Regions from separate parts of the Homo sapiens genome. Here regions 1, 2 and 3 are each linked to region 4. Evidence: chromatin contacts called from ENCODE Hi-C or POLR2A ChIA-PET data. All regions are on one chromosome and are shown on one strand. Each heading gives the region's core, a stretch centred on a gene start or an enhancer-like site at or near the end of the contact. The rest is flanking DNA. Distances are from core to core; before and after follow the strand shown. Region 1 holds the start of MRI1 (methylthioribose-1-phosphate isomerase 1). Region 2 holds the start of HACL2 (2-hydroxyacyl-CoA lyase 2). Region 3 overlaps BRD4 (bromodomain containing 4). Region 4 holds the start of ADGRE5 (adhesion G protein-coupled receptor E5).

Region 1 (7,830 bases), core at 1,141-3,640, 620 kb after region 4:
CCCCCACAGATATTGAAGGATGACTGTACTTATTTTGCCTGTTGACTGTTCCTTCTGCTTCCCTGGGACCCCTGAGAGCAGAGATTTTGTCTGTTTTGTTCACTGCTGCGTCCCCAGCAAATGGCGGTGTCTGAGCCACAGCAGGTGCTTACTAAATGCTGGGTGAGTGAATGAATCAAAGGCAGAGGTCTTTCCATTAAGGCCTCAGTTCCCAGGGATGAAGGTGGGACTCAGGCAGGTAGGGAAATTTCCTGGTGAATTTAGGGTCAAGTGGAATCTGCTGCCTTGGCCCCCTACAGCCCACTCCCCCTGTCTCCTGGTCACAGCTACCTAATCTTTCTCTGCTCACTCCCTTCTCCCCAGTTCCTCCTGGAGTCCACGTCCTGCCCTGGCTCTAGGCATATGGCTCAGGCGGGGCCCATCGAATGACTGCTCTGGGATGGGCAGGTGCCCTAGTGGACCCCCTGAGATACAAGGAGACTTTTCTAGTATAGGAGGCTCTTTTCCTCATGATTTGGACCCTAACAGCCGCCTGCCAGCCCATGGAACCTGAAGATGAAGGAGGGCAGAGCTGAAGCACAGAGATAGATAGGTCCTGATGCTACTGGTTGAGCCCCTTGATCTTGCCATACCTGAAGCCAACTGTATAAGTGTTTCCGTACTAGAACTAGTACCTTCCCATTTTTTTTGTGGATAAAGTGGTTTGGGTTTGGGATTCTTTCTCTTGTATCTAAAAAAGTTCCTAGAAGGCCCTCCCCTACCCCCTGAGGAGGCCCTCTCACCTAGGGCTGTACCATAGCCAGCGGTGGCCAGAGCACCAGTGTTACAGTGGGTCAGCACAGTCACCTTGCCACCGCTGGGGGCCACCCGCTCCAGGAGGTGGCGGGCTCCTAGGTCCCCAATGCTTCGGTTGTCTCTGAGGTCTTTCTCCAGCATGTCCTCGGTGCAGCAGATCACTCTGGGGTGACAAGGAGTTTTCAGCACCAGCCACCAGGACCCGGGGCCCAGGCCAACGCCTCCTCTCTGCCTAACGCTGCTGTCCTGGAGCCCTCCTGCTCAAAGCCTCTCATTGCTGTGGGGCCTGGACCCTTCGGCCAGGGCCACCGAAGTGTCACTCCGTTCATTCATGCAAAGACATGTTTACCAAGCAGTTCCGGTATGACCCAGCAGTAAACAAGACAAAAATCTCTGCTCCTGTGGAGTTGACACTGGGGTGAGTGAGCCAGCTGATGAAGAGATAATAAAATGAAGGAAAAGCCGGCAGAATCAGGCAACAGAGAGCAGCGGGTGAGCTGGATCATATAGAATGGTGGAGGAGGGCGCTATGGATACCTGGCCCGCACCAATGGCACGTGCAAAGGCTGTAAGGCAGGCTCGAGCTTGGTGGGGTAAAGTGACATTGCAGGGAGGGCTGGAGCAGAAAGGAAGTGGGGGGAAAAAGATGGCAGGAAGGGGACCAGGACAGGAAAAAAAGTTCCTCAAAAGCAGAAACCAAGAGAACACGGAGATACTAAAAAGGGCCTCCAAGGGCGGATAAGGGGCTGCGTGTATTCAGGGGAGGCACGATTAAGGAGTTAGGTTTCAGGGCCAGGCTGCCCAGGCTAGACTCTGGGCCCCATCTGTGGGGCCCTGGACAAGGGACTTAAGGTCGCCGTGCCTCAGTCTCCCCATCTGTGGGGCCCTGGACAAGGGACTTAAGGTCGCCGTGCCTCAGTTTCCCCATCTGTATAGTGGGTCACTGTACTTAAAAAGAGTCAATATAATTCCTGCTCAGCGCCGTGCCTGGTACCAGATCCCCGTACCTCTCCCGGACCGCCTCTTCCGTAGCGCCCTCCCGTTCGGCCTCCCGGGCTGCAACATCAGCCAGGTCGCGGGCGGCGCGGGCCATGTTGACAGCGGTGGGCCGGGCGGTGACGAGGAAGCTCAGCTTGTCGCGCACGAAGGCCACGAGCGCGGCGAGTCCCGGTCCCCCGGCGCCCGCCTGCAGCTCCACGGCGAGGCTGAGACAGCCCACCAGGGCTATGGCCGGGGCGCCCCGCACCTGCGGGGCAGGGATTTGGGCGTCGGAAGCTGCAGGCGCGGGCGCACTCCCACCTCCAACCCGGCCGCCCCGCCGCCCCGCCGCCCCGCCGCCCCGCCGCCCCGCCGCCCCGCCGCCCCGCCGCCCCGCCGCCCCGCCGCCCCGCTGCACCTTCATGGCGCGGATGGCCTCCCAGGCCTGGTGCACCGAGCCCACCGCCTCGTAGCGGCTCTGCTTGGGCAGCAGCAGCTGGTCTAGGATCTGCAGGGAGCCCCGCGAGTAGCGGATCGCCTCCAGGGTCATGGTGCAGCAGCCAAGCCCAGCGCAACTCAGAGGGAGCTAGGGGTCCGCGCGCACTTGGGAGCGGGGCGGGGCCGTGGGCGGAGCCTCCCCCGGAAAAAGAGACACGCACATGCGCATCCAACCCGATTCCACGGGTTCCCAGGAGGCGGATTCCACGGGTTCCCAGGAGGCGGATTCCACGGGTTCCCAGGAGGCGGATTCCACGGGTTCCCAGGAGGCGGATTCCACGGGTTCCCAGGAGGCGGATTCCACGGGTTCCCAGGACGCGGATTCCACGGGTTCCCAGGACGCGGATTCCACGTGGCCGAACCCACTCCACGACTCCTGCCAAGCCCGAACGGAGTGAGCCGCCTCCTCGGAACCACAAAAGTGGCAGCATTTATGGGACGCCTAGTGGATACCAGGCCCCGTGTTTAACAACCTGCTGTCTAGAGTTAGGGATGTATCCCCAGTGGCAAGGTAACATCAAGTGTTCAAACCAAAGAATTTGTTAAATGATCTTCCAAGGTTGAGGGGGAGGTAGTGGGGGGTCGTGTGCCCCTTGATGGATGCAAGGCTGTTTCTGGGCCATTTTCTGCTCGGTTTCATTCAAAAGTAACATGCAGGACAGGCGCTGTGGCTCACGCCTGGAATCCCAGCATTTTGGGAGGCCGAGTCGGGCAGATCACTTGAGGTCAGGAGTTCGAGACCAGCCTGGCCAACATGGTGAAACCCAGTCTCTACTAAAAATACAAAAAATTAGCTGGGCGTGGTGGCGCACACCCGTAGTCCCAGCTGCTCGGGAGGCTGAGGCAGAAGAATCACTTGAACCCAGGAGGCAGAGGTTGCAGTGAGCCGAGATCGCGCCACTGCACTCCAGCCTGGGTGACAGAGCAAGACTCGGTCTCAAAAACAAAACAAAAAAACCCCAAAAGTAACATGCACGGGGGGCTTTTCCATGGGCCACCCCTGGGCTGGGTATAATAAAAAGCTCACACCTGTGTGCTCCAGCCCCTGCTGCATCTGGCACACATCCTGGGTACCCCGTGTGCCTTGTCCCTGGCCTTGTGTGTGTGGTTCCTGGCCCCCTTTTCACCCTTCACACTTGGCCCATGCCTCCTCCTCCAGGAAGTCTGTCCTGATTCCTGGCCAACCGGGACCACCACCTTGAGACTCTTGTTACTCTGGAAGGGGACCATGTCTGTGGTCACAGCTATGACCCTATACCAGCATTTGCTGATGAGAGGCCTACCAAGCTTGGTCAAGGTGGGGGGGTGGGGGGGCAGCCCCAGGGTCCATCTAACAACCCAAGACAGGGAAGAAGAGACAGGTCTTTAATGTACGGAGTCTCACAAGGCACAAACACCCTCACCAGGACCAAATAAATAACTCCACGGTTGCAGGAAGGCGCGGTCTGGGGAGGATGCGGCATCTGAGCTCTCCCAGGGCTGGTGGGCGAGCCGGGGGTCTGCAGTCTGTGAGGGGCCTCCTGGGTGTGTCCGGGCCTCTAGAGCGGGTCCAGTCTCCAGGATGGGGATCGCTCACTCACTCTCCGAGTCGGAGTAGTCCGCCACGAGGGAGGAGCCGAGACTGCAGGGGTGCCGCGTGTCGGGGGTGTCAGCTGCCTCCTGGGAGGAGCCTGCTGGCGACAGGGGCTTGTCCTGACGGCTCCCTTCCTGCCCCCTCGGGCTGCTGCACTTGGGGGTCTCAGTTGTTTCCGGAGGACAGTCTCCGGGGGACATGGGCCGGTCCTGGGCAGCCTCCTCTGGTACCCGCGGTTCCCCAGACTTGGGGGTGTCGGCCGCATGCTGGGGGCTCTCCGGGACGTCCCGAGACCTCCGCCGCACGATGCCCAGGTCCCCGACGGTGATGGGGGAGGTGGCAAGCGCGGTTCTGCGGCTCTGTGCCAGCTTCTTCAGGACGCCGCTGACCTTGCTGCTGGAGGCGGATCCGGGGGCAGAGGGGAACCAGGAGCGGCTGATGATCTCGGTCCGCTTGAGTTTCTGCTTGTCCTCGTAGGCTAGAGGAGAGGAGAGGACATTTCAGGGGCGGCAGGGGAGGGGGTCCAGAACTGCCCTCTGGTAGACCAGAGTCCACTCATGGCTGAGGACCCCCCATCTCCAGGCAACTCTGAGCCTCCCTGTCCCCTTTTCCCCCTGGCCTCCTACGCACAGTCCAGGGTGTGGAACTTCAGCAGAGCCGCCAGCTTGCGGTCATCTTCCGTCTCGGGCACCAGCGGGATGGTCAGGCTCGCCTTGGCCTGCAAGGCCTGGTCTCTCTCCTCCTCCTCCTGGATGGCTTTTTTCTTTTCCTGTGTTGAGGGCCAAGAACACCAGAGATAGGGGGTGTCAAAGCCCTGTCTCTTCTGTGTACTAGGGGGCACTGCTCCAACTCTCGGGGTCTCATTTACTCTTTTTGAGACAGTTTCATTCTGTCGCCCAGACTGGAGTGCAGTGGCACAATCATAGCTCACTGCAGCCTCGAACTCCTGGGCTCAAGCGATTCTCTCATGTCAGCCTCCCAAGTATCCAGTACTACAGATGTGCACCACCACGCCCAGCTAATTAAAACATTTATTTTTGTAGAGACTGGGCCTGGTAGTTCATGTCTGTAATCCCAGCACTTTGGGAGGCTGAGGCGGGTGGATCCCTTGAGGCCAGTAGTTTGAGACCAGCTTGGCCATCAAGGCAAAATCCTGTCTCTATTAAAAATATAAAAATTAGCCAGGCATGGTGGCATGCGCCTATGGTCCTAGCTACTTGGGAGGCTGAGGCATGAAAATCACTTCAACCGGGGAGGTGGAGGTTGCGGTGGGCTGAGATCGTTGTCACTGCACTCCAGCCAGGGCGAAAGGGGGGAGACTGTTTCAAAAAAAAAAAAAAATTTTTTTTTGTAGAGATGGGGTCTCACTATGTTGCCCAGGCTGGTCTCCAACTCATGGCCTCAAACAATCCTCCCACCTGAGCCTCCCAAAGCACTGGGATTACAGGTGTGAGCCACCACGCACGGCCTCATCCCACAAATATTTCTGGGATACCCACCTTGTGCTAGGCTTTGTTCTGGACACTCGGCATACAGTGGCAGGCAGGGAAAAACCCTTGCCCTGGTGGAGCTGGCCTCTAGTGGTGAGACAGTGATAAGGAGAAAAAAAATGCAGGACAGGTGGGTAGGGGATGGGCTGGGCGGTTCCATTTATTTTTTAATTTAGTTTAATTCTATATTTTTTTGAGACAAGAGTCTTGCTCTGTCGGCCAGGCTGGAGTGCAGTGGCACGATCTCAGCTCACTGCAAACTCCACCTCCCAGGTTCACGCCATTCTCTTGCCTCAGCCTCCCAAGTAGCTGGGACTACAGGCACCCGCCACCACACCTGGCTAATTTTTTTTTGCATTTTTAGTAGAGACGGGGTTTCACCATGTTAGCCAGGATGGTCTCGATCTCCTGACCTCGTGATCCGCCTGCCTCAGCCTCCCAAAGTGCTGGGATTACAGATGTGAGCCACCGCGCCCAGCCAAGAGGTTCCATTTAAAATGTGGTGGCCAGGTCAGATGCAGTGGCTCACGCCTGTAATCCTAGCACTTTGGGAGGTTGAGGTGGGTGGATCACATGAGGCCAGGATTTCGAGACCAGCCTGGCCAACATGGTGATACCCAGTCTCTACTAAAAATACAAAAATTAGCCATGCACAGTGGTGGGAACCTGGAATCCCAGCTACTTGGGAGGCTGAGGCAGGAGAATTGCTTGAACCTGGGGTGGAGGCTTCAGTGAGCCGGGATCATGCCACTGCACTGCAGCATGGGCGACGAGCGAGACTCAGTCTAAGCAAAAACAAAACACAAAAAACCCAACATTAGCCAGGTGTGATGGCTCATGCCTGTGGGTCCCAGCTACTTGGGAGGCTTAGTGGGGAGGATTGCTTGAACCTGGGACATCGAGGCTGCAGTGAGACATGATTTGCCGCTGTACTCCAGCCTGGGCAACAGAGTGAGACCCAGTCACAAAAAGAAAAAAAATAAATAAATAAAAGGAGGCAACCAGGTAGGTATCTCCCATGGCATGGTGAGGTAGGGGTGAGCTATGGTCTCAATGTCTGTGTCCCCCAAATTGATATGTTGAAGCTTAATCCTCAACGTTGACAGTGTTAAAAGATGTGAGGCATTTGGGGAAGTAATTAAGTCAGAAGGGCTACGTCCTCACCAATGAGATTATTGGACTTATAAAAGGAGGCTCAAGGGAACTTGTTTGTCCCTTCTGCCACATGAGGACACAGCTAGAAGCCACCGCCTATGAGAAATGGGCCCTCACCAGACACTGGATCTGCCAGCGCCTTGATCCTGGACTTCGCAGACTCCAGAACCATGAGAAATAAAATTCTATTGTTTATTTTGGCTGGTCTCGGTGGCTCACGCCTGTAATCCCAGCACTTTGGGTAGGCCACGGTGGATCACTTGAGGTTGGGAGTTCGAGACCAGCCTGGCCAACATGGTGAAACCCCGCCTCTACTAAAAATACACAAATTGGCCAGGTGCGGTGGCTCACGCCTGTGATCCCAGCACTTTAGGAGGCCGAGGCAGGCAGATAACCTGAGGATGGGAGTTTGAGACCTGCCTGACCAACATGGAGAAACCCCGTCTCTACTAAGAATACTAGCTGTGCGTGATGGTGCATGCCTATAATCCCAGCTACTCAGGAGGCTGAGGCAGGAGAATCACTTGAACCCGGGAGGCAGAAGTTGCGGTGACCCAAGATCATGCCATTGCACTCCAGCCTGGGCAATAAGAGTGAAACTCAGTCTCAAAAAAAAAAAAAAAAATTAGCCAGGCGTGGTGGTGGTGGGTACCTATAATTCCTGCTACTCTGGAGGCTGAGGCAGGAGGATTGCTTGAACCCAGGAGGCAGAGGTGCAGTGAGCCAAGATTGCGCCACTGCACTCTAGCCTGGATGACAGAGCGAGATGACTACTGTCTCAAAACAAAAAAAAAATTAATTTCTATTATTTATTTATTTAGAGATGCTGGGGGAGGGGGGGGGTGGTGTCTCACTATGTTGCCCAGGCTGATCTTGAACTCCTGGCCTCAAGCGATCCTCCCAATGTGCTGGATTACAGGCGTGAGTCACTGTGCCCAGCCAAATTTCTACTGTTTCTGTCTATGGTATTTTTTATTATAGTAGCCAGAATGGATTAAGACAGGGCATGGTCACCATGTAGCAGATGGGGAAACTGAGGCTCAGAGGGTACAGTGGCCTGCTCAAAGCTAGGATGTGGTGGGGGGAGGGCTGGACCCGGGCCTTGGTCCACCATGCATCCTCTCTGACCCCGGGCTGGAGCCCCCCTCACCCGGAACCTTCTCCGCAGCATGCTGTTGAGGGCGAAGTCGTCCTTCCAGGCGCTCTGGGCCTCCTGGATGTGGCTCAGTGTGGGCAGCGCCTTCTTGAGTGTGCTGCGGTCGGCCTCGCCATGCTCCAGCCGGAACATGGCGTCCGTCTCCAGCTTCTGCTTCTTCTCATGCTCTGCAACGATCAGAGCTC
Region 2 (6,838 bases), core at 3,745-6,244, 740 kb before region 4:
TTTCTAAGTTGCTCAGGCTGGTCTCAAACTCTTAAGTGATCCTCCCACCTTGGCTCCGCCAAAGTGTTGGGATTACAGGCATGAGCACCCAGCCTCATTTTCAATTTTAAGGGGCATGTTAAGCACATTGAAAGTTGTGTAGGATGACTCCATTTTTCTTTTTAAATTTTGGGAATCTGTTCATTTATAAATTACTGACAACTCCTTTAGTAATGTTTTCGTGGTTTCTGTGGATGGTTAATTTTCCCCAGTGGTGAGAGCTTGTTGGTTTTCATTTATTTGCTTGAGTGGATGGAAATACCGGTTCCATCACTCCCTGTTAGGCATTACCTCCTACAGGTGTGGAGGCCGGTATGACTCACACCTCATGACGACGGTTGGAAGCCTACGTGATGCTGTCCTTGGCTCAAGGAGATGAAAGCCAGGATTAGGGGCCTGCATCAGTTTAGAAGGAGCTCTAAGTGCCTTAGGAGCCTTCTCGAAGGCTGTAGGAGCGTTTAGAAACACAGGGATTTCATGCCCACCGGGAAGAGTCAGGAAATCTGGGAACCAGTTTAGTACTGAACCACTTGCTGAGACTTGCAGAGATCACCCCGCTCTGTGTCTCACAAGTCATCAAAGAGAGGACTTGACATTGATGATCGCTTCCCTCTGTGACATTTCCAGACTCTATACTTACTTCGAAACTCATAAAAATAAGCATTGACAAGGATATGAGGGTGTGGTAAGCGCATTGCTTCCCCAGACTTGAAACACTTAACAGCAGCGTTTCCTGCGAGTAACATCAAAGACACCTTTGAATTGCACAGGCAGAAATTGAGTCCCTTTTCCAGTTCTCTTTCAAATCTTCTGGTTACTTCAAGGGATCACTTTGGTTTGGTGCCAGTGTGTCTTTAAACAATTCTATTTATTTATGGACGGTGTGTGTGTGCATATAATTATCTATTTATTTACACATATATGTATAAAATTATATGTACGTAATTTTAGTTTTTAAAGGATCATGCAGTAAAATTGAAATTTTTAGAGTTCAGTTCAATAAAAATTTTAACATAGGTAACCACTATCATAATTAGAATTTTAACACATGCAGCCACCATAATACAAAACAGTTCTATCACCCCCAAAACCTTCTATGCTACCCCCTTTATTCTAACACCCTTCCCTAACCCCTGGCAACACTGATCTTTCCTCCCATAGTATGGTTTTGTCACTTTTGGAGAATATCATATAAATGGATCATATTAATGGTACCTTTGAAATTGGCTTCTTTCTTTTTGTTTTGAGACGGAGTTTTGCTCTTGTTGCTCAGGCTGGAGTGCAATGGCACAATCTTGGCTCACTGCAAACTCTGTCTCCTGGGTTCAAGTGATCCTCCTGCCCCAGCCTCCTGAGTAGCTGGGATTATAGGCGCCCACCACGACACCTGGCTAATTTTTTATGTTTTTTGTAGAGACGGGGTTTCACCATGTTGGTCAGGGTGGTCTCGAACTCCTGACCTCAGGTCATCCACCCGCCTCCGCCTTCCAAAGTGCTGGGATTACAGGCATGAGCCCCACGCCCGGCCAAGATTGGCTTCTTTCAATCAGGCTACTTATTTTGAGATTCATCCAAAGTGTTGCGTGCTTCTTTGCTTTTCTGTTTTGTTGTATTTTATGTTTTTAGCAAGACAGAGGGTCTTGCTCTGTCTCCCAGACTGGAGTGCAGTTGCACAATCATGGCTCACTGCAGCCTCAAACTCCTGGGCTCAAGAGATCTTCCTGCTTCAGCCTCCAGTATCTGGGACTACAGCTGCATGCCACCATGCCTGACTACATACATATATATATATATTTTTTTTTTAGATGGAGTCTCGCTTTATTACCCAGGCTGGAGTACAATGCCACGATCTCAGCTCACTGCAACCTCTGCCTCCCGGGTTCAAGTGATTCTCCTGCCTCAGCCTCCTGAGTAGCTGGGATTACAGGCACCCACCACCATGCCCAGCTAGTTTTTTATATTTTTAGTAGAGCGGGGTTTCACCATGTTGGTCTGGCTGGTCTTGAACACCTGACCTCAGGTGATCCACCCGCCTCAGCCTCCCAAAGTGCTGGGATTACAAGCGTGAGCCACTGCACCTGGCCTGTCGTGTTTTAGTAGTTTGCCCTCTTTATTGCTGAGCAGTGTTTCATGGTATGGGTGAATCACAGTTTGTTTAACCATTCCTCTCTTAAGGGATATTTTTTTTGTTGTTTTTTGTTATTTTTTCCAGTTTTCAGCTATTGCAACTAAAGCACCTATGAATAATCATGTGCAGATTGTGTGTGGTTGCATATTGTTCAAAATCCTCTCTGGCTTTCCAATTCACTTAGAATAAAATTTGCAGTCCTCATGCAGTCTGTAAAATCATACCTGTCTGGCCTTTGTCCAGCCTTTGATAGCGTCTCCTCCCTGCCTCCTCTGCTCTCTTCCTTCTAGCTATCCTGGCTTTCCTGACTTTCTCTGCACATGCAAAGCCCATCCCATTTGTAATGAGTTGAATGACAGACCCTAAAATGTACATTCAGAACGTGCAAATGTGACCTAACTTGGAAAATGTGTTTTTGCAGAAGTAGTTAAGTGAGGGGTCTCAAGATGAGCCTATCCTGGATGAGGGTGGTCCCTAAATGCAATGACAAGTATCCTTGTAAGACGTAGAGGAGGAGGGCCGGGCCCGATGGCTCATGCCTGTAATCCCAGCACTTTGGGAGGCTGAGGCAGGCGGATTGCCTGAGGTCAGGAGTTCGAGACCACTCTGGTGAATATGGTGAAACCCCATCTCTACTAAAAATACAAAAAAATTTAGCCGGGTGTTGTGGTGTGTGCCTGTAATCCCAGCTACTCAGGAGGCTGAGGCAGGAGAATTGCCTGAACCTAGGAGGTGGAGGTTACAGCGAGCCGAGATTGCGCCACTGCACTCCAGCCTGGGCGAAAGAGTGAGACTCCGTCTCAAAAAAAAAAAAAAAAAAGATACAGAAGGAGATGCAGGCACAGGGAATAAGGCCATCTGAAGATATACGGAGAAATTGGAGTGACGCAGCCATAAGCCAAAGAATGCCTGGAGCCTCTTGAAGTTGGAGAAGGTAAGGATCCTCCCCAAAGATCTCGAGAGAGTGTATGGCCCCACTGATGCCTCCATGCTGAATTTCTGGCCTCCCGAAGTGTAAGAGAATTAATTCCTGTTGTTTCAAGCCACCCAATTTGTGGTAATGTGTTATGGCCATCAAAGGAAATTAATAAAACACCTCAGGGCCTTTGCATGTGCCATCTTCTCTACCTGGATTACTCTTTCTCCAGATCCTTGTGGGGCCCATGTCCTCACTTCCTCCTGGTCTCTCTGCTCAACTGTCACCTCCTTAGAGAGTCCTTCTGCTTGTCCTAAGAGAGGCCCTTACTGTATCCCTCTAACTCAATAATTTGTTGCACTTCTCTTTAAATTTCGATCAATTTAGATACATGGTATTTGTTTCCTCCCCTGCCCCACACCCACCCCCTTTTTTTTAGAGACAGGGTCTTGCTCTGTTGCCCCAGCTGGAGTGCAGTGGCACGATCACAGCTCACTGTAGACACAACCTCTTGGGTTCAAGCAATCCTCCCTTCTCAACCTCCCAAGCAAAAGGGATAACAAGCACGTGCCACCATACTCAGCTAATTTTTTTTCTTTTAAAAAAAATTTTTTTTAGACAGAGTCTTGCTCTGTTTCCCAGGCTGGAGTGCAATGGCGTGATCTCAGCTCACCGCAACCTCCACCTCCCGGGTTCAAGCGATTCTCCTGGCTAAGTTTGTTTGTTTGTTTGTTTTTTGGAGAGACTGGGTCTCACTTTTTGGCCCCGGTTGGTCTCAAATTCCTGGCCTCAAGCGATCCTCCTGTCTTGGCCTCCCAAAGTGCTGGGATTACACACATGGACCACCATGCCAGGCTTGTTTCCCTTTTTAAAAAAATCACTTGTCCTCTGTGTATATTTGTTTCAGGGACTGTTGAATAATCCAGCTTTCGGCTGAGAAGCTTTTTGGACATTTGCCTAGTGACAATCTTTCTTTATCTGGGGAGAGATTGGTCAGATAATTAGTCTTGGAGCATGTTAAAGCTTTGTCTCCCAAGAAAGAATTTACATCTATTACAACATCTTTCTCTCTCTCTGGAAAATTGTATCCTTGTTATTAAGACTTTTTTTTTCTTTTTTAGCTTTACAGAAAAGCTGCAAAGATAGCAAGATAATTTTTGTCTACTCTTTATCCAGCTTCCCTGAATGCTAACATCTTATATAACCATAATACATTTACTGAAACAAAAAGATTAACACTGGTTCATTACTACTAACTCAACTCCAAACTTTATTTGGATTTCACCAACTTTATCCACAAATTTGTCCTTTTTTTGATTCCTGGATCCAGTCCAGGGTACTATATTGAATTTAGTTGTCACAGCTCCTTTCCCTCCTCTAGTCTGTGGCAGTGCCTCAGTCTTTGTTTTTCATGACCTTGACAGTTTTGTAGAGGTCTGGTTAGGCATTTTGTAGAATGTGACTCAGTGTGAATTTCCTTTGCTTACTACTATACCTATTATACAAAAAATATACACATATATATATATACATGCACAAATATTTATTTATAGTGTGGAAAATATACATAACATAAAATTTACCATTTTTTAAGTATTATTATTATTTTGTGAGACATGGTCTTGCTCTGGTACGGCCCCGCTGGTGTGGAAAGCGAGCTGTGTTCGGAGGGCCTGAACCTACGGGCTTCCACCGTGGGGCCAATGGAAAGCTGCGGAAGGTGGGCCCCCAAAGGTCTGGGCTCCTGAAGCCGCTGAGGGGCGTGGCCTCCTGGTTTTAAAACATAAAATGGGTGTGAGGTCTGCAGTGCGAGCCAATGAAAGGCAAGGGGAGGCGGGGTCTATGAGGGAGGCGGCCAGTAGAGGCAAGGCTCTTTCGGGTGGCCCCGGAGCGGGGCTCCGACTGTGCGCATGCGCATCGGGCCGGACTACGGGGCGCCGCTGAGCCAAGTGGGCCACCCGGGCACGGCCACGCTCCCGGGTCACGTGACACGGAGGGGGCCGAATTCTGCTGGAGGCAGCGCCATATCCTGGAGGTGAAGGTGAATAGCGTCGGGGGTCGAGCTGGTGTGGGAGAACCACATCCTGATGCGATGTGACCTCGACCCAGCCTGGCCCGGGGTCGGGGATCAGGCTCGGGCCCGTGCGCTCTTTAAGGGAGAGGCGTGGGTTGCGTGGAGGGTCGCGCCCGCTAACCCGGGGGCGTGACCTCGTGCCTCTTGGTGACGTAACATGGGGCGGGCTCACTACTGGGGCTGAGATTTGGGGTCCGGTTGTGGAAAGAGAGGCGGGGCTTCCGCCTGTCCATTGACAAGTAGGTAAGTGGAAGATAACTGTGTGGTGCTGTCGTCGCCACCTTGACTTGTGGTGGCTAGTTTGGGTGGGAGTGGTGGTGATGTAAAGGACTGGGGCTAGCCCCGCGAGGGGCGTGACCTTGTCACGGAGAGGCATGGCTTCACCCCGAGCCTAGGCGCACAAAGGGCGTGGTCTGGCAGGGTTGGGGGCGTGGCCGCACAGAAACTGGCGGCAAGGGTCGTGGCCCTGGATCCTGCTGCGAGAAGGGGCGCGATTTCTTCCGGAGAGGTTCCCTGTCGCGCCCAAGTCTGGGAAGTGCCCTTTCTCTCTTAGGTACCACCTCATGGAGACCCCCGCGGCCGCCGCCCCCGCTGGGAGCTTATTCCCCTCCTTCCTGCTCCTGGCCTGCGGGACGCTGGTGGCCGCCTTGCTGGGCGCCGCTCACCGCCTGGGGCTCTTCTATCAGCTGCTGCACAAGGTGCGGGGCACAGAATGGGAGGTGGGCTGGGGGCAGTCAAAGAGGGAGGGGCCTCGTGGTGCTGCTTCCAGCTCACTCATTGTGCAGGGTGGGAAAGCGAGCCCCGACTAGTCCAGAGGGACTGGTAAGAGGTTCTGTCCAGGGCCCTGTCTCCATTGCCACGCTGTGTATGGAGGCCTGGACTTTGCCACTGGTAAGAGAGAACACGGAAGCTGCCGCTGCCGGGGCACTCGCACCCCACCTACCTCCTTCCCCAGTGACTCTTTTCACAGAACAGATGGACAGCACTCTGTGCTCCCTAACCTGGATGGGATAAATGGGGCAGAGGGCAGGCTCCAGCGAGGGGGTGGCAGTGACAGTTTCATAACAGTTGCCCTCTGCTGAGCTCAGTACTGTAGACTTTCTTACCTACCCCTTACCTTTTCCTTGAAAGTAGGTGCTGTTCTTTCTGTCTTCATTTTCTGCAAGAGGAAGCTGAGGCTCAGAGAGATTGTGTGGTGGTTTGCCCTAGGTGACATGTTTGGAGAGAGCTGACCCCACAGGTGTCCCCCTAAACTCCTTGCACCTCTGTTTGAAATTTACCCCTTCTCCAGACCCCTTCCTCAACCCTTTCTCTCCTAGCAGGGACCAAGCTTGACCTCTCCCTCCCCAAACCCTTCTCTACTGCTTCCTCTGCTAGCCAGGAGTGATGCCACTGACCTTCAGGACTTAGGAGATTTAAAGCAAGCCTTGGATGTGTAGGGCTGTGAGGCAGCTGGAGTTGGGAGGCCTCGGCACAGTCTGTGCCAGCAGCTCACTCCCGTGCCAGGCACATGGTGGCTGGCAGCCTGTCAACTAAGCCCTGGGCCTGTTTAGCGTCCATCAGGAGGGCATCAGGGAGGCTGGGATCAGGAGCCCAGCTGCCAGGCTCTGCAAGGATACTGGAGGGCAGGGAGGAGTCACAGCAGATGGCTCCCTGCCATCTGCTCTGCGTGCGTTGTGCC
Region 3 (7,362 bases), core at 1,445-3,944, 920 kb before region 4:
TTACTTCACTGAAGGTGCTGTAGGTGATTGACGGTGCAGTGTTTTGGTTAGCCTTTCAATTTTGAGTGATTCTGATTTGTGTCACTCAACTTGAGGAGACTTGGCCTGACCAGTTCAGTCACCTCTGCTTCCTGTGTGTGTTCCTTTCCCTACTTCATTTCCTTGCCCATCCTGAATTTTGAGTTTACCGGTTTTGTGTTTGTTGCATGTATAGGTATACCTCGTTTTATTGTGCTTTGCAGATAATTGCGGTTTTTTTATTTACAAATTGAGAATTTGTGGTGACCCTGCATTGAGCAAGTCTTTTATCAGTGCCATTTTTCCAACAGCGTGTGCTCACTTCATCTCTGTGTCACATTTTGGTAATGTGACCAACGTTTCAGACTATTATATCTGTTATGATTCGTGATCAGTGATTTTGGGTGTCATTATCATAGTTTTGGGGAACCACAAACCATGTCCATCTAAGAAGGTGAATTCAGTCTATAAATGTTTGTGTTCTGACTGCTCCAGCTACTGACTATTTCCCATCTCTTTTCCTCTCCTCAGACCTCTCTATTCCTTGAGACACAACTGTCTTAAAATTAGGCCGGTTAATAACCCTATAATAGCCTTTAAAGTGTTCAGATGAAAGGAAGGGTCTCGCGTCTCTCACACCAAGTCAGAAGCTAAAAATGGCCAGGCGTGGGGTTCATGCCTGTAATCCTAGCATTTTTTGGCAGGCGTAGGTGGGAGGATCGCTTGAGGACAAGAGTTTGAGACCAGCCTGGGCAACATAGTGAGGCCTCGTCTTCATAAAAAAAATGGAAAAAGTAGCCAGGCATGGTGGCACACGCCTGTGGTCCCAGCTACTTGGGAGGCTGAGATGGGAGGATTGCTTGAGCCTAGGAGGTTGAGGCTGCAGCGAGCTGTGATCATGCCACTGCACTCCAGCCTGGATGACAGAGCAATACCCTTTAACAACGCTAAAAGGCCAATAACATATTTTGAAAGCCAAAAGCTAGGCTGCTTAAGCCAGAGAGTTAGCCAGATTGTGAATGCAAAGGAGTTCTCGAAGGAAATTAAAAGTGTGACTCCAGTGAATGCCTGAGTGATAAGAAAGTGAAACAACCTTATTGCTGACATGGAGAAAGTTGTAGTGGTCTGGATAGATCAGGTCAGCTGCAATATTCCCTTAAGCCAAAGCCTAATCTAGCAAGGCCGTAGTAACTCTATTCAATTCTTTGGAGGCTGAAAGAGGTGAGAAAGCTGCAGAAGAAAAGTTTGAAGCCAGCAGAGGTTGGTTCATGAGGTTTAAGGAAAGAAGCCATCTCCAAAACATAAAAGTGCAAGGTGAAGCAGCAAGTGCTGATGGAAAAACTGTAGCAAGTTATCCAGATCTAGCTAAGATAATTGATAAAGGTGGCTACAGTAAACATTTTAGTGTAGACAAAATAGTTTATTGGAAGAAAATGCCATCTAGGCTTTTATAGCTGTAGAAAAATCAATACTTGGCTTCAAAGGACAGGCTGCCTCTCATTAGGGGCTACTGTAGCTGATGACTTTAAGTTGAAGCTACTGCTCATTAGCCATTCTGAATATCCAAGGACCTTAAGAATTATGGTAAATCTAAATTATGCTAAATCTACTCTGCCTGTGCTCTGTAAAGGGAAAAACAAAGTCTGGGTGACAGCACATCTGTTTACAGCATCATTTGCAGAATATTTTAAGCCCGCTGTTGAGACCTACTGCTTAGAAAAAATATTTTTCAAAATATTACAACTCATTGGTGATGCACCTTGTCACCCAAGACCTCTGATGGACATGCACAAGGAGGTGAATGTTTTCGTGCCTGCTAAAACATCCATACAGCAGCCCATGGATCAGTTTCACCTTTCAAGTCTTATTATTAAGAAATAACATTTCAGGCTGGGTGCTGTGGCTCATGCCTGTAATCCCAGCACTTGGGTAGCCAAGGCAGGTGGATCACCTGAGGTCAGGAGTTTGAGACCAGCCTGACTAACATGGAGAAACCCTGTCCCTACTAAAAATACAAAATTAGCCAGGCGTGGTGGCTCCTGCCTGGCTACTTGGGAGGCTGAGGTGGGAGAAATCCCAGCTACTCGGGAGGCTGAGGCGGGAGAATCGCTTGAACCCAGGAGGTGGAGGTTGTGGTGTGCTGAGATCGCGCCATTGCACTCCAGCCTGGGCAACAACTCCGTCTCAAAAAAAAAAAAAAAAAAAAGATGGTCTTAATTTTAATGTAGGTGAATTTATGAATCTTTGTTTTACGGTTGGTGGGAAGAACACTATCCTGAAGTGAAATATATTTTATATTTTCTTCTGGAAGTTGTAAGGTTTTGCCCTTCCAATTCATGCCCTTGATCCATCAGGAAATGATTTTTTGGGGGTATAAGGTGAGGAGTCAGGTGTGACCTTAGATGAATTACCGATTTCTTCTCGCATCAGCTTCCTTGGCTGCAAAACTGAGACCCTAATCCCTGCCCTGTGCGAGGTTCTTGTGAGGTCGGAATACAGCATACAGACACATTGAGCCCCATGTCTCAGTAAGCATTCAGTAATTGCTTGTTGGTTTAAGTCCAACCTTCTTCCCTAAGCATGTGGACACTCAGGGAAAGTTGGCGCTTAACTGGGAAAGTTGTTGCTCGTACATTGTCTGCCAGCTTACTACAAGCATCATGGCCAGGCTGGGTTTGGCTGCTCAGCACATCCCCTGGCAGGGCACTGGCGGCCTGGAAAATGTATAGCAGGCAGGTGCTCAGTCAGTCCTAGAGCTGATTTCATGTGATATCTGATGCATTTATTATAGAAATGAAAGCATAAAAATGTGTTTTAACTGTTTCCTACTCCCCCGGCACAGTGACAAGGCTGATTCCAGGCACAGCTTGGTTAGGCCAGCACTTGTAACTATGGTGGGGAGCCTCGAGGCACTGAGTGAGCTCAGCCTCCTTGGGCAGAAAAGCTTGTTTAGTTATTGCCAGCACACACTGTGTGTTCCTGTGGGCAAACAAACAGACGGCTGGAGATCCGGGGGACCTGGTAGTCGTCAGCATTTATGTCACCACCGTATGCCTTCTCTGAATGACTTGCGGAAGAATAGAGTGGGTTGGGATTATGTGGTAAGTGTAAAAAAGTTAGCGATCAGAGGGACTTTGGGTTTACCTCTGGAGAGGACATAATGAAGGTAATCCTTCACTGTGACGGATGAGTGGATATTTCTTTGTACCCTGAGCTCTTTCATCCTACCTTGGTGGTCAAATGTGAGAGCAAGTGCTTTGGGGCTCAGAGGGCATCACTCCAAGCATTCTGCATGGAGTCTGTTGTGGTGAATGTTCTTGCTGGCATCTTGATCAAGGACTTTGTCATCATTAGCCATCAAATGCTTGTTGGTCCTTCTCAACCCTGTAATGTTGATACTTAAAAAACTGGAAACATCCTGACAGAAACAGTCGAGAAGTGGTTGTGTGAGCTCTGGTTATCGCATTACAGTTAAAGTTGGCAGATAGGTTCTGTATTCAGTGCCCCATCAAAAACAGAACACAGACTATATAAGGGGAATATTGTTTGTAAGTAACTCTGTGGGCTAATTGTGCAAATAGGTGCTAGAATGCTGGGCAGCCTTTTTCCTTCTTCGTGGCTTTGTTGCATTTTATTGTATTGTTGTATTGCATTTTATTGTAATGACAGTTACTCCTTTTGATAAGATGATCTCAGTAGATAGGCTGAATTGTCCTGTTTAAGGCTACTTTTCTCCTCTGAATCTAAAGGTGTTCGCTGTCAGAGCTAGTACGGAGTTTTGAATTTGGCACTGTGTTGCCTAACCGTCTTCTCCCCCCGCCCCATCCCCGCATAGGCAAATAGTTTTACTAGTTTGACATTTAATCAAAATTTAAACATGGGGCCAAGGAAGGTCCTCCAGGAAGCATTAGTATGAAAAATATTGTAAACAGTAGCTTTGTTCTAGCCACACAATTTGGATTTCTCAAGATTAACTGTCTGTACATAAACACTCTTGAATAGCTATGTATTAACTTTCCCCTACTTTGAGCTGGAAATAGCTTCTCTTCTCCAGTTGATGTGAATGCAGGGGTAGTGTACCCTACATGGACTGTGTATTACTCCTTTAAGATTGTTGGTCTTGCTGCTTTGTTCTCTCAGTGTAAAGCACAAGTCACAGAACCATGGTTTACCTTAACTAGAGCCCTCCTTTCAGAAAAGCACTTTTTTTTTTTTTTTTTTTGCGACGGAGTCTCGCTCTGTGGCCCAGGCTGGAGTGCAGTGGCGCGATCTCGGCTCACTGCAAGCTCCGCCTCCCGGGTTCACGCCATTCTCCTGCCTCGGCCTCTCAAGTAGCTGGGACTACAGGTGACCGCCACCACGCCTGGCTAATTTTTTTTGTATTTTTTAGTAGAGACGGGGTTTCACTGTTTTAGCCAGGATGGTCTCGATCTCCTAACCTCGTGATGCGCCCGCCTCGGCCTCCCAAAGTGCTGAGATTACAGGCGTGAACCACTGCGCCCGGCCCAGAAAAGCACTTTTTAATTTTTTAATCCTTTTTTTTTTTTTTTTTTTTTTTTTTGAGTCGGAGTCTTGCTCAGTTGTCCAGGCTGGAGTGCAGTGGCACGATCTCAGCTCACTGCAACTTCCGCCTCCTGGGCTCAAGCAATTCTCCTGCCTCAGCCTCCTGAGTTGCTGGAATTACAGGCATGTGCCACGATGCCTGGCTAATTTTTGCATTTTTAGTAGAGACAGGGTTTTGCCATGTTGGCCAGGCTGGCCTTGATCTGTTGACCTCGTGAGCCACCGTGCGTGGCCGAACTGCTCTGTTTTACAGACAGGAAACACAAGGCTGAGAACATCTGTTACTCAGAGTCCCCCAGGTTAGCATGGAAGCTCGTGGTTCAGACCAGGCTGTCCTTGCCTGCTGCACTTGCAGGTCTGTCTGCCTTCCCTGCAAAGCAGCATCTCCCAGTCCTGGGGGGTCTCTGTACCAGGTCTAAAGGGGGTCAGGGTGGTGTACTGCATGTGGTTTGTTTATTCTCTTAAGTTTATATGCAATAAAATTCCCCTTTTTTTTTTTTGAGATGAAGTCCCACTCTGTCTCCCAGACTGGAGGGCAGTGGCGTAATCTTGGCTCACTGCAACCTCTGCCTGCTGGGTTCAAGCAATTCTGGAGTCTCAACCTCTCAAGTAGCTGGAATTACAGGCCTGCGCCACCATGTCCAGCTGATTTTTGTATTTTTAGTGCAGATGGAGTTTTACCATGTTGGCCAGGCTGGTCTCAAACTCCTGACCTCAAATGATACTCCTGCCTCATCCTCCTAATGTGCTGGGACCATAGGCGTGAGACTCAGCAACTTTTTTTTTTTTTTTTTTTTTTTTCTTTGAGACGGAGTCTCGCTCTGTCGCCCAGGCTGGAGTGCAGTGGCACAGTCTTCGGCTTACTGCAACCTCTGCCTCCCAGGTTCACACCATTCTCCTGCCTCAGCCTCCTGAGTAGCTGGGACTACAGGCGCCCACCACCATGCCTGGCCAATTTTTTGTATTTTTAGTAGAGATGAGGTTTCACTGTGTTAGCCAGGATGGTCTCGATCTCCTGACCTCGTGATCTGTCCACCTCGGCTTCCCAAAGTGCTGGGATTACAGGCGTGAGTCACTGCACCCAGCCTTTTTTTTTTTTGTTTTGAGACGTAGTCTTGCTCTGTCGCCCAGGCTGGAGTGCAGTGTGGTGCGATCTCGGCTCACTGCAACCTCTGCCTCTCGGGTTCAAGTGATTCTCCTGCTTCAGCCTCCTGAGTACCTGGGATTACAGGTGCGCACCACCATGCCCGACTAATTTTTGTATTTTTAGTAGAGGCGGGGTTTCACCATGTTGGTCAGGCTGGTCTTGAACTCCTGACGTCGTGATTTGCCCGCCTTGGCCTCCCAAAGTGCTGGGATTACAGGCGTGAGCCACCGTGTCCGGCTCCTCAGCAACGATTGATCTGTTTTCTGTGTCTATGATTTTGCTTTTTCTAGAATGTCATATTAAATGGAAAATGGCATCATACAATGCAGGGGAGGTAGAGGTTGAGTCAGGCTTCTTTTCGTTAACATAGTTTATTAGAGTCATCTGACTACTTAGTGGGAGTGTTTCAGTTGTTTCTTTTCATTGCTGAGTAGTGTTTCATCATATGGATAGACCCCAGCTTTTTCTGCATTTCTCAGTTGAAGGACACGTGGATGGTTTCTAGTTTTTGGTGATTCTTAATGAAGCTGCTAAAGCTATTCACATGCAGTTCTTTGTGTGAACATGTTTTTCTTTCTTTTGGTTAAAGACCTGCAAGTGAGATGGCTGGGTCATTGGAATAAATACATGTTTAGCTTTACAGGAAACTCTCAGATGTTTCTGGAGGGTTGCATCATTTTTCGCCCTCATCAGCAGTGGATGAGAGTTTTAGTCGTTGCTCATCTTCACTAGCACTTGGTATTGTCAGGGTTTTAGGGGTGGGAAGCAGTGGATTCACATAGTCTTGCAGTGGTATCAGTGTGGCTGTGATTTGTATTTCTTCATGACTAGTGACGGGGAGCATCTTCCCAGGTGCATTTTCTTTCTTTTTTTTTTTGGTATATATTTATCTTTTTATTTTGTCTTACGGGTGATTGCCCTACCCCACACATGGTTTTGTTTGATTTTTTGTTTTTGTTTTTGTTAAGATGGAGTCTCCCACTATCACCCAGGCTGGAGTGCAGTGGCACGATCTCTGCTCACTGCAACCTCTGCTTCCCAGATTAAAGTGATTCTTCCACCTCAGCCTCCCAAGTAGCTGGGATTACAGGCACCCACCGCCACACCTGGCTTTTTGTATTTTTTTTTTTAGTGGAGACAGGGTTTCACCATGTTGGCCAGGCTGGTCTTGAACTCCTGACCTCAAGTGATTGGCCTGCTAAAGTGCTGGGATTACAGGGGTGAGCCACCACACCCAGCCGACACATAGGTTTTTATTTGTTTTTATTTATTTATCGGATCAGGGTCTTGCTCTGTCGCCCAGGCAGCAGTTGCAGTGGCTGTGACGTCTCACTGCAGCCTCTGCCTCCCGGGTTCAAGCGGTCCTCCCTCCTCAGCCACCAGAGTAGCTGGAACTACAGGCACACACCACCACACTCAGCTAATTTTAAAATTTTTTAGTAGAGGTGGAGTTTCACTATGTTGTCCAGTTGGTCTCCAGCTCCTGGGCTCAAGTGATCCTCTCACCTCAGCCTCCCAAAGTGCTGGGATTGCAGGCATGAATCACTGTGCCTGGCCAGGTGCAAACTCCAAGGGATTCTCTTTGTAGATGGAGAGGCAGCTCTTCATACGCTCTCTGTAGAACAGCAGTTCTG
Region 4 (7,746 bases), core at 2,348-4,847:
AGACTCTCAAAAAAAAAAAAAAAAAAAAAAGAGCAAGAGTCTCAAAAAAAAAAAAAAGAAAGAAAAGAAAAGAACAAAGAGAGAGAGAGACAGAGAGATAGAGGGACAGAGACGGAGACAGAGAGGAGAAAGGAGACAAGCTGGAGAGAGAGAGGGAGACAGAGAGGAGAAAGAAGACAGCTAGAGAAATATAAGACAGAGGAGACAGAGACACGGAGAGATAGAGACAGACAGAGAGACAGAAATTACATGGTGATAGAGAGAGGTGGAGAGAGAAACAAGGGGCCCATAAAGAGCAGAAGGGGAAACAGGAGGAGATGGGACAGAGAGAACAGAGAGACAGAGAGATAAACAGTGAGGAAGAAAGAAAACCATGAGAAAGGAGGGTGGATGGAAACAGAGGGGAAGGGCAGGGGAACGGAGGGCGTTGGGATATGAGCGGCAGGTGGGGCCTGGGGCGGGCTGGGAGGGGACGTCCAGTCCCTGCCGATCTGGGAATACTGGGGACCCCAATAATCCAGGGAGACCTGAAGGGGGGTGTCGGGCAGAGGGATGGGGACCAGGACAACGGCTGGGCATGAGTCACTTCCTGGGCCTAAGGGAAGGAATGACTCACCACTCATTTGCCCCAATTCAACCCTGGAGGGGCTTCCAGGGGAATTTTGGGGTCTGTTATGAGCACAGCTTCAGAGGGCGGGTGTTTGGGGTGCAGATTGGAGGTCCCCGGACCACTCAGCCACTGTGTTCAAATTTAGTACCCCTTAGGTGGGTGGAAGGCAGAGATCCCCACTCCCACCTCCACACTCCTTCCAGCTGGGTTAAACCAAGGCCGAAACCCCCCAGCCCAAGCCCGTACTCCCCACTTCTGTCAGGATTCCCCTCTTCCTCCTCTCTGGCCACAAGGCTTGGCTAGTTCCTCCCTCGGCCAGAACCCAGTTCCTCTTTGCAGAACAGACCACAAAATGACCTCCCCTGGCAGGACAGGATCTAGGCAGATTCATCTCTAACTCCCAAAGCCCCAGGTAACTCCTTTAAAGCTCAGAACCACTCTAGGAGGCAGGGGCTGTGTTGATGCCCATTCTACAGATAGAGAAACTGAGGCTTGGAGCCCAGAAAAGGATCAGGAGGAATCCAATAAACAGAAGAGGTTGGGGAAGGAGGAATTGAGGGATTGAGGTCCTCAGGGCCCTGGGCAGGGTTCCTTTGTGCCCCATCCCCTCTGCATGGGCTGAGCTGGGTTCTCTACTCCCACCGTGAGGCTACAGGGCCCAGCTGCCTCCATCTGGGGCCTTGGAAGTTGCCCAAACAGAAGCCGGGAGAGAAGCTGCTGTTCTGGTTTGAGTTCCTTCTGGTTTGCATTCTCTGGGCTGAGCCCTAAGTAGTCAGTTTCCTGCATTGAGATCCTGGGGTGGGGGGTGGTGGGGCAGTCACCCCTTCTTTAGGCTTCCTCCTAAGGACCCCGAGACAATTCCCCAGACCCACTAGTGTCTTACCAGAATTTAATAATCATCATAATTTATTATTTATTCATTTATTTTGAGACAGGGTCTCACTGTCACCCAGGCTGGAGTGCAGTGGCGTGATCTCAGCTCACTGCAACCTCCACCTCCCAGGTTCAAGAGACTCTCCTACCTCAGGCTCCCGAGTAGCTGGGATTACAGGCGCCCGCCACCACACCCAGGTAATTTTTGTATTTTTAGTAAAGACAGAGTTTCACCATGTTGGCCAGGCTGGTCTCGAACTCCTGACCTCTGGTGATCTGCTGGCCTGGGCCTACCAAAGTGCTGGGATTACAGGTGTGAGCCACTGCACCCGGCCTTATTATTAATTTATTTTTTGAGATAGGATCTTGCTCTGTCACCCAGGCTGGAGTGCAGTGGTGCAAACACAGCTCACTGCAGCTTCAACCTCCTGGGCTCAAGGGATCCTCCCACCTCAGCCTCCTGAGCCACTAGGACTACAGGCGCACACCACCAAGCCCGACTAATTAAAAAAAATTTTTTTTGGCTGGGCGCGGTGGCTCATGCCTGTAATCCCAGCACTTTGGGAGGCGGAGGCGGGTGAATCACCTGAGGTCAGGAGTTTGAGACCAGCCTGGCCATCATGGTGAAACCCCGTCTCTACTAAAAATACAAACACAAAAACTAAAACAAAAAACTAGCCGGGCATGGTGGCAGGCACCTATAATCCCAGCTACTCGGGGTGGATGGGGGCGAGGCAGGAGAATCGCTTGAACCCAGGAGGCGGAGGTTGCAGTGAGCCGAGATTGCACCATTGCACTCCAGCCTGAGCGACAAGAGCGAGACTTTGTCTCAAAAAAAAAAAAAAAAATTTGTTTTTGGTAGAGACAACGTCTCGATGTGTTGCCCAGGCTAGTCTCCAGTCCCTGGGCTCAAGAGATCCACCTGCCTCGGCCTCTCAAAGTGCTGGGATTGCAGGTGTGAGCCACTGTGCCCAGCCAACACTTTTAAAATGCTGTTTACCTAATTCTTACTGTGAACCAGGAATAGTTTGTGTCCTAACTCACTCATCCCTTAAAACAATCTAAGACGGAGACGGGTTGTGCTCCATTTTATAGATGAGAAAAGTGAGGCGCAGAGGCTCTCTGACTTGGCCCTGGTGACACAGACAGCCAGGGCGTGGAACCCTTGGGAAGCCAGGTCTTGGCAACTGCCCCCAACAAGTGTGCCCCCAAGAAACCCAAGGTGGGCTCTTGTCTCTCACTCTCAAGCCAAGGCGGGGTGCTGAGCTGACACCTGCCACTTGGGGCTGGCCCAGGGAAGCTGTGTCCCTGTGGTCCAGGAAGTTCTGGTTTTTGCCCCAAATGTCATTTCTTCACTCTCTTTGTTGCCCCGTTGCTTAGGCAACGAGCTACCCTGATAACCGTTACAGTCACCTTGGGTGGGGCGGGAAAGGGAGTCCCAGGAAGTCACAACAAAAATCAAATTCAAACCCAGAACCAGGCAAAGTCCCTTCGATCCGCAGCTGAGCCCCAGCCAGGTCTGCGGGGAGCAAGAACTGGGGTCTCTGGGGGCTGCCCCTGCTGCTGAGACTGCGAGGGACAAATTGGGGGTACCTTGCAGTGGAGAAGTCCTGGCTTCTAGCTTCCCCACCCCCGCCCATGTCCTTCTATGCGTTATATTAAGCACAGCGGCTCTCAGGGTCCCAGCACTCACTTTTTGCCCCTTTCCTTCCCCCGTGCCTCAGTTTCCCCTCTTAGGGAGCAGATGCCAGACTGGCTCCAGTAGAAAGCTTGAGGATCCCTCCAGGCAGGGTAGCAGGCTCCAAGAGCACCCTGGAGTTCCTGCCGGGGTGTGGGGGTGCCCAAGCACCACCAGCCCCTCTCGCCGTGTGCCCGTGAGTGCCTGCTTGACCATGTGGCTTCCTCTATCGCAGGCCCCACAGACACCAGCGGCGCCTCCCGTTTCTCAGACGCAGCCAAGGGGTCCCGCTGGAGCTTCCTCGCCCCTCCCAGCGGGGCCCCAAAGTACTTACCGAGAAAGACGCGGCCTCCCATGGTTGGAGCTGCCGGCAGGAGCGGCAGGGGAAAGAGTGAGTGGGACAGGGCTGTCCCGTCTCCACAGGCTAGGCAGCTGTGCAGGCTGTCCCGAGGCCAGGACTTTATGAAGGAGGGGGGGCGGACAGCCGCTGGCCCAGGGCCCTCCCCGGAACTGGCGGTGCAGCTGGAAGCCAGCAGGAAAGTGCAATAAAAACACAGACCCAGGGGCGCTGCATACACACACACACACACACACACACACACACACACACACACGTGCACTCAGTAAGAATGAAGTGCAACCTGCTTTCAAAAACCCTCTGCTAGAGTTTCCACCATGTGGCTCTGACGAACCCTTTGGCCTCTGTGTTGGGGCTGGCTGCTCTGAGGGGAAGGTGTGGCAGCCGGGCGGGGCGGTCTTGCCTGGGGCCACTTGGCTCTTCCCTGGGCAGGCGCAAAGGGGTCTTGTCAGAAATAGCTCTGGACGCCCACGCTGGTGGGACTCGCCCTGTGCCCAGAGCTTTGGCATGCCAGAGTTGGCAGAGCCTGCGTCCCAGCTGGCAGAACGTTTCCCTGCCATTTTCCAGATGAGGAAACAGGTCGGGTGCAGAGGCTCGCACCTGTGATCTCAGCACTCTGGGAGGCCGAGGCAGGAGGATCGCTTGAGCTCAGGAGTTTGACACCAGCCTGGGCAACATGGCGAAACTCTTGTTTCTACAAAATAAATAAATAAATAATCCAGGCTGGTGGCAGACATCTGTAGTCCCAGCTACTACTACTCAGGAGGCTGAGGCGGGGAGAATCACCCGAGCTGGGGAGTTTGAGGCTGCAGTGAGCTATGATGGTGCCACTGCACTCCAGCTTGGGTGATAGAGTGAGATCCTGTGTCAAAAACAAAAAGAAAGAAAGAAAACTGAGGCATTACAGTGTCCACATAAAAGCCCAGGGAGGGAGAAGGGGCCCTCTTCCGATGCCAGGCAGGTGCCAAGAAGAGAAGCTTCACCGCACAGAGCAGACCTCCTGGATCTTTCTGATCTTTCTAAGCCAGTTTCCCCCTGTGGGAAACTTATATTTCAGAGGCCTCTTCGTTAATCAACAGAGAATCATGTGATAGGAGGGTTCTTTCCTTTCTGGATAAATCACATGATTAGCTTGTCTCTTGAGCTACCTCATAATTTTTTAAAACGCTATTTTTTGGCTGGGTGCGGTGGCTCACACCTGTAATCCCAGCACTTTGGGAGTCTGAGGTGGGTGGATCACCTGAGGTCGGGAGTTCGAGACTCAGCCTGACCAACATGGAGAAACCCTGTCTCTACTAAAAATACAAAATTAGCCGGGTGTGGCGGCACATGCCTGTAATCCCAGCTACTTGGGAGGCTGAGGCAGGAGGACTGATAGAACCCAGGAGGCGGAGGTTGTGGTGAGCTGAGATTGTGCCCTTGCACTCAAGCCTGGGCAACAAGAGTGAAACTGTCTAAAAACAAACAAACAAACGCTATATATATTTTTAAGAGATCTTACTCTGTCACCCAGGCTGGAGTGCAGTGGCACCATCACAGCTCACTGCAGCCTCAAACTCCAGGGCTCAAAGGATCCTCCTGCCTCAGCCTCCTGAGGAGCTGGGACTGCAGCTGTGCACCATCACGCCTGGCTAGTTTTTTCTTAAGTTTTTTTTTTTTTTTTTTTAAGACAAGCTCTCGCTATGCTGCCAAGAAAATGCTATTATTTATAGAGCACTTAGTCTGCACCAGGCCTGGTCATAAGTTTGTTTTTTTTTTAATCTATTTTAACTCATTTACTCCTCAAAACATCTGCAATGATGTTGTCATTCCCATTTGACAGAGGAGGAAACTGAGGCACAAGTGACCTACCCAGCTGAGAAGATCCATAGGCGGGCAGCCCAGCCCCAGAGTCCCTACAATGAGCCCAGGGGAAAGTCTCTACTGGGCACTAACATGTCTTTAGCGCCTCCGTGACCCTGAGGCTTAGCAGGCGTCTGTGTCCAGCCAGAATTCAAGGACTTGGTTTTGAGTTCCTTATATTCACATTTATTTTTAGGTTTCCCTACTATTTGGGGCAATGAGGAGGGTTTTTCAGTGAGGATGCCGAAATCAAGTCTCCTTGTTACATGAATAAATTCAAGATGCAGAAGTGATGAATGCTAAGCAAAATATAGTTCAATTGTTCAAAGGGGGAGATTGCAGCGATGGGGAAAAAAAGTCACTAATCACTGAAGTCACAGAACTATTGTCCTGGGAATAATCAAACATCCCCAGTCCTAGAATTTACCCCTTCCTGTCCTGGGCTCCTGTGGGGGTGGCCTGGGCTGTGGGGGAGGGGAATGAACACCAGCAGAAGCTGGAAGGAGAGAGGGCCAGACCAGCTCTGGAGGGATTTTGCCCTTTTTTTCTCAGAAAGTCAGAAACTCCAGCTAGAACCCCAGGGCTCAACGTCCCTTCTCTGCAGATCAGATGGGCACGTCAGACAGCTGGTGTCTGCAGAATCTCAGGGAGGCAGGAGGCGCTTCCTGATGCCAGGGATTGTCCCTACACCCCTTCATAGTGATCATCGACACTTTTTTATTTTATTTTATTTTATTTTACTTTATGTTAGAGATAGAGTCTGCTGTTGCCCAGGCTGGAGTGCAATGGCACGATCATAGCTCATTCCAGCCTCAAACTGCTGGGCTCCAGCGATCCTCCCACCTCAGCCTCCCGAGTAGCTGGGATTCCAGGTGAGCACAACCAGGTCCTCATTTTTTAATTTTTATTTATTTATTTTCATTATTATTATTTTTTGAGACAGAGTCTCTCCGTAGCCCAGGCTGGAGTGCAGTGGCACGATCTCGGCTCACTGCAGCCTCCGCCTTCCAGATTCAAGCGATTCTCCTGCCTCAGCCTCCCAAGCAGCTGGGGTTACAGGCATGCACCACCATACCTGGATAGTTTTTTGTATTTTTAGTAGAGATGAAGTTTCATCATGTTGGCCAGGCTGGTCTCGAACTCCTGACCTCAAATGATCCACGCGCCTCAGCCTCCCAAAGCGTTGGGATTACAGGCGTGAGTCACCATTCCTGGCGGCTTTCTTGAGTCTCTCCAATACTTCTCACCATCTCCCTTCTTCCCTTGCAACAATCTGCCCTCGAGCCGCATTAGGCTGTCAGCCCCCTGAGTGACTTTTGTCTTTTTCTCTGCAGAGCACCAGCACAGAGCCTGTGCTGAGTGGGGCCCTATATGGTAAACCATGCAAATTAGTAGTACTCCTGCCACTCCACTCCGCTGCCGCCCAGCTAAAGGAAGCCTCCTTCAGCCTCGCTGATCTGGTCCCTGCCGGGGCGTCTGCCTATGTTTCTCCACTTTCTCTTTGTCCTGAAGTCTCAGTCCTGCTGACCTATTTTGCAGCTTCTGGACAACCTCATGACTTTTGTTCTGCAATGATGAGGGGCGGGAACATGGTCCTCATTTGTCAAAAGGGAAACTGGCACCTGGGCGTTTTGAGCCACTGGCCCCAGGTTGCTCAGCTCAGAAGTAACCCAAGATTGCCTGTAATCCCAGCTGCTTGGGCAGCTGAGGCAGGAGAATTGCTTGAGCCCAGGAGACGTAGATTGCTGTGAGCTGAGATCGTGAGATCGTGAGGTCGCGCCACTGCACTCCAGCCCGGGCAACAGAGCAAGACTCCATCTCAAAAAAAAGAAAAAAAAAAAAAGAAGCAACCCAAGATTATCCAACCAACAATAATAATTATTATAGTATAATAATAATTATATAATATAATTATTATAGTATAATAATAATTATATAATATAATTATTATAGTATAAAATAATTATATTATATAATTATTATAGTATGATAATAATTATATAATAGAATTATTATGTATAATAATTATTATATAATATAATTATAGTATAATAATTATTATATAATATAATTATTATATAATCTAAGAATTATAGTCATATAATAATAATTATATAATCTAAGAATTATAATCGTATAATTATATAATCTAATAATTATTATAATCGTATAATAATTATAATATATAATATGTAACATTATAATATATTATATAATATAGTAATAATTATATTATATAATATAATAATTATTATAATATAATTATAATAATTATATTATATAATATAATAATAATAATTATATTATATAATATAATAATTATTATAATATAATTATAATATATTAGTATAATTTTTTTTGAGACGGAGTTTCACTCTTATTGCC

What was found. A loop is a pair of places that touch in the nucleus more often than their neighbours do. ChIA-PET counts read pairs that join two places held with the same protein, here RNA polymerase II (POLR2A). Pooled maps may share reads with other maps.
Region 1: a loop to region 4 is called in a pooled map, with 3 times the contacts of the local background. The contact joins the promoter of MRI1 here to the promoter of ADGRE5 in region 4. A Hi-C loop is called at or near these places in 1 of 50 pooled maps. POLR2A ChIA-PET finds 5 or more read pairs at or near these places in 2 of 52 experiments (GM12878 and naive thymus-derived CD8-positive, alpha-beta T cell).
Region 2: a pooled map shows a loop between it and region 4 (8-fold over the local background). The contact joins the promoter of HACL2 here to the promoter of ADGRE5 in region 4. A Hi-C loop is called at or near these places in 1 of 37 single-sample maps with no recorded cell type and 4 of 50 pooled maps. POLR2A ChIA-PET finds 5 or more read pairs at or near these places in 2 of 52 experiments (activated CD4-positive, alpha-beta T cell and common myeloid progenitor, CD34-positive).
Region 3: POLR2A ChIA-PET joins it to region 4 with 10 read pairs in activated CD4-positive, alpha-beta T cell. The contact joins the enhancer-like site here to the promoter of ADGRE5 in region 4. A Hi-C loop is called at or near these places in 1 of 37 single-sample maps with no recorded cell type. POLR2A ChIA-PET finds 5 or more read pairs at or near these places in 1 of 52 experiments (activated CD4-positive, alpha-beta T cell).

Annotation. Positions count from the first base shown.
Region 1 is chr19:13,759,082-13,766,911 of GRCh38, reverse strand. It overlaps MRI1 (methylthioribose-1-phosphate isomerase 1), which reads right to left and starts at 2,390. Exons shown (of 6, transcript NM_001031727.4): 1 at 2,192-2,390; 2 at 1,803-2,041; 3 at 783-958. The coding sequence starts at 2,323. YJU2B (YJU2 splicing factor homolog B) reads right to left here. Exons shown (of 10, transcript NM_030818.4): 8 at 7,640-7,812; 9 at 4,475-4,613; 10 at 3,623-4,322. The coding sequence ends at 3,844. RefSeq lists enhancers at 564-1,193, 3,663-4,179 and a silencer at 1,971-2,020.
Region 2 is chr19:15,123,942-15,130,779 of GRCh38, reverse strand. It overlaps HACL2 (2-hydroxyacyl-CoA lyase 2), which reads left to right and starts at 4,994. Exons shown (of 16, transcript NM_006844.5): 1 at 4,994-5,124; 2 at 5,711-5,855. The coding sequence starts at 5,721. It overlaps ILVBL-AS1 (ILVBL antisense RNA 1), which reads right to left and starts at 6,620. Exons shown (of 3, transcript NR_186314.1): 1 at 6,555-6,620; 2 at 6,275-6,316; 3 at 4,606-4,853. RefSeq lists silencers at 4,851-4,920, 5,491-5,540 and enhancers at 5,141-5,230, 4,725-5,488, 5,489-6,254.
Region 3 is chr19:15,299,886-15,307,247 of GRCh38, reverse strand. All of the region lies in intron 1 of BRD4 (bromodomain containing 4), which reads left to right. Among named protein-coding and RNA genes, the nearest start is that of BRD4, 29 kb to the left of the region's middle. RefSeq lists an enhancer at 6,603-7,310. Within about 2 kb of position 2,694, at least 9 of the 41 ENCODE cell types and tissues checked have a DNase peak (open chromatin) inside an H3K27ac peak, as active enhancers do.
Region 4 is chr19:14,377,295-14,385,040 of GRCh38, reverse strand. ADGRE5 (adhesion G protein-coupled receptor E5) reads right to left here and starts at 3,597. Exons shown (of 20, transcript NM_078481.4): 1 at 3,496-3,597. The coding sequence starts at 3,517. RefSeq lists a silencer at 2,109-2,248.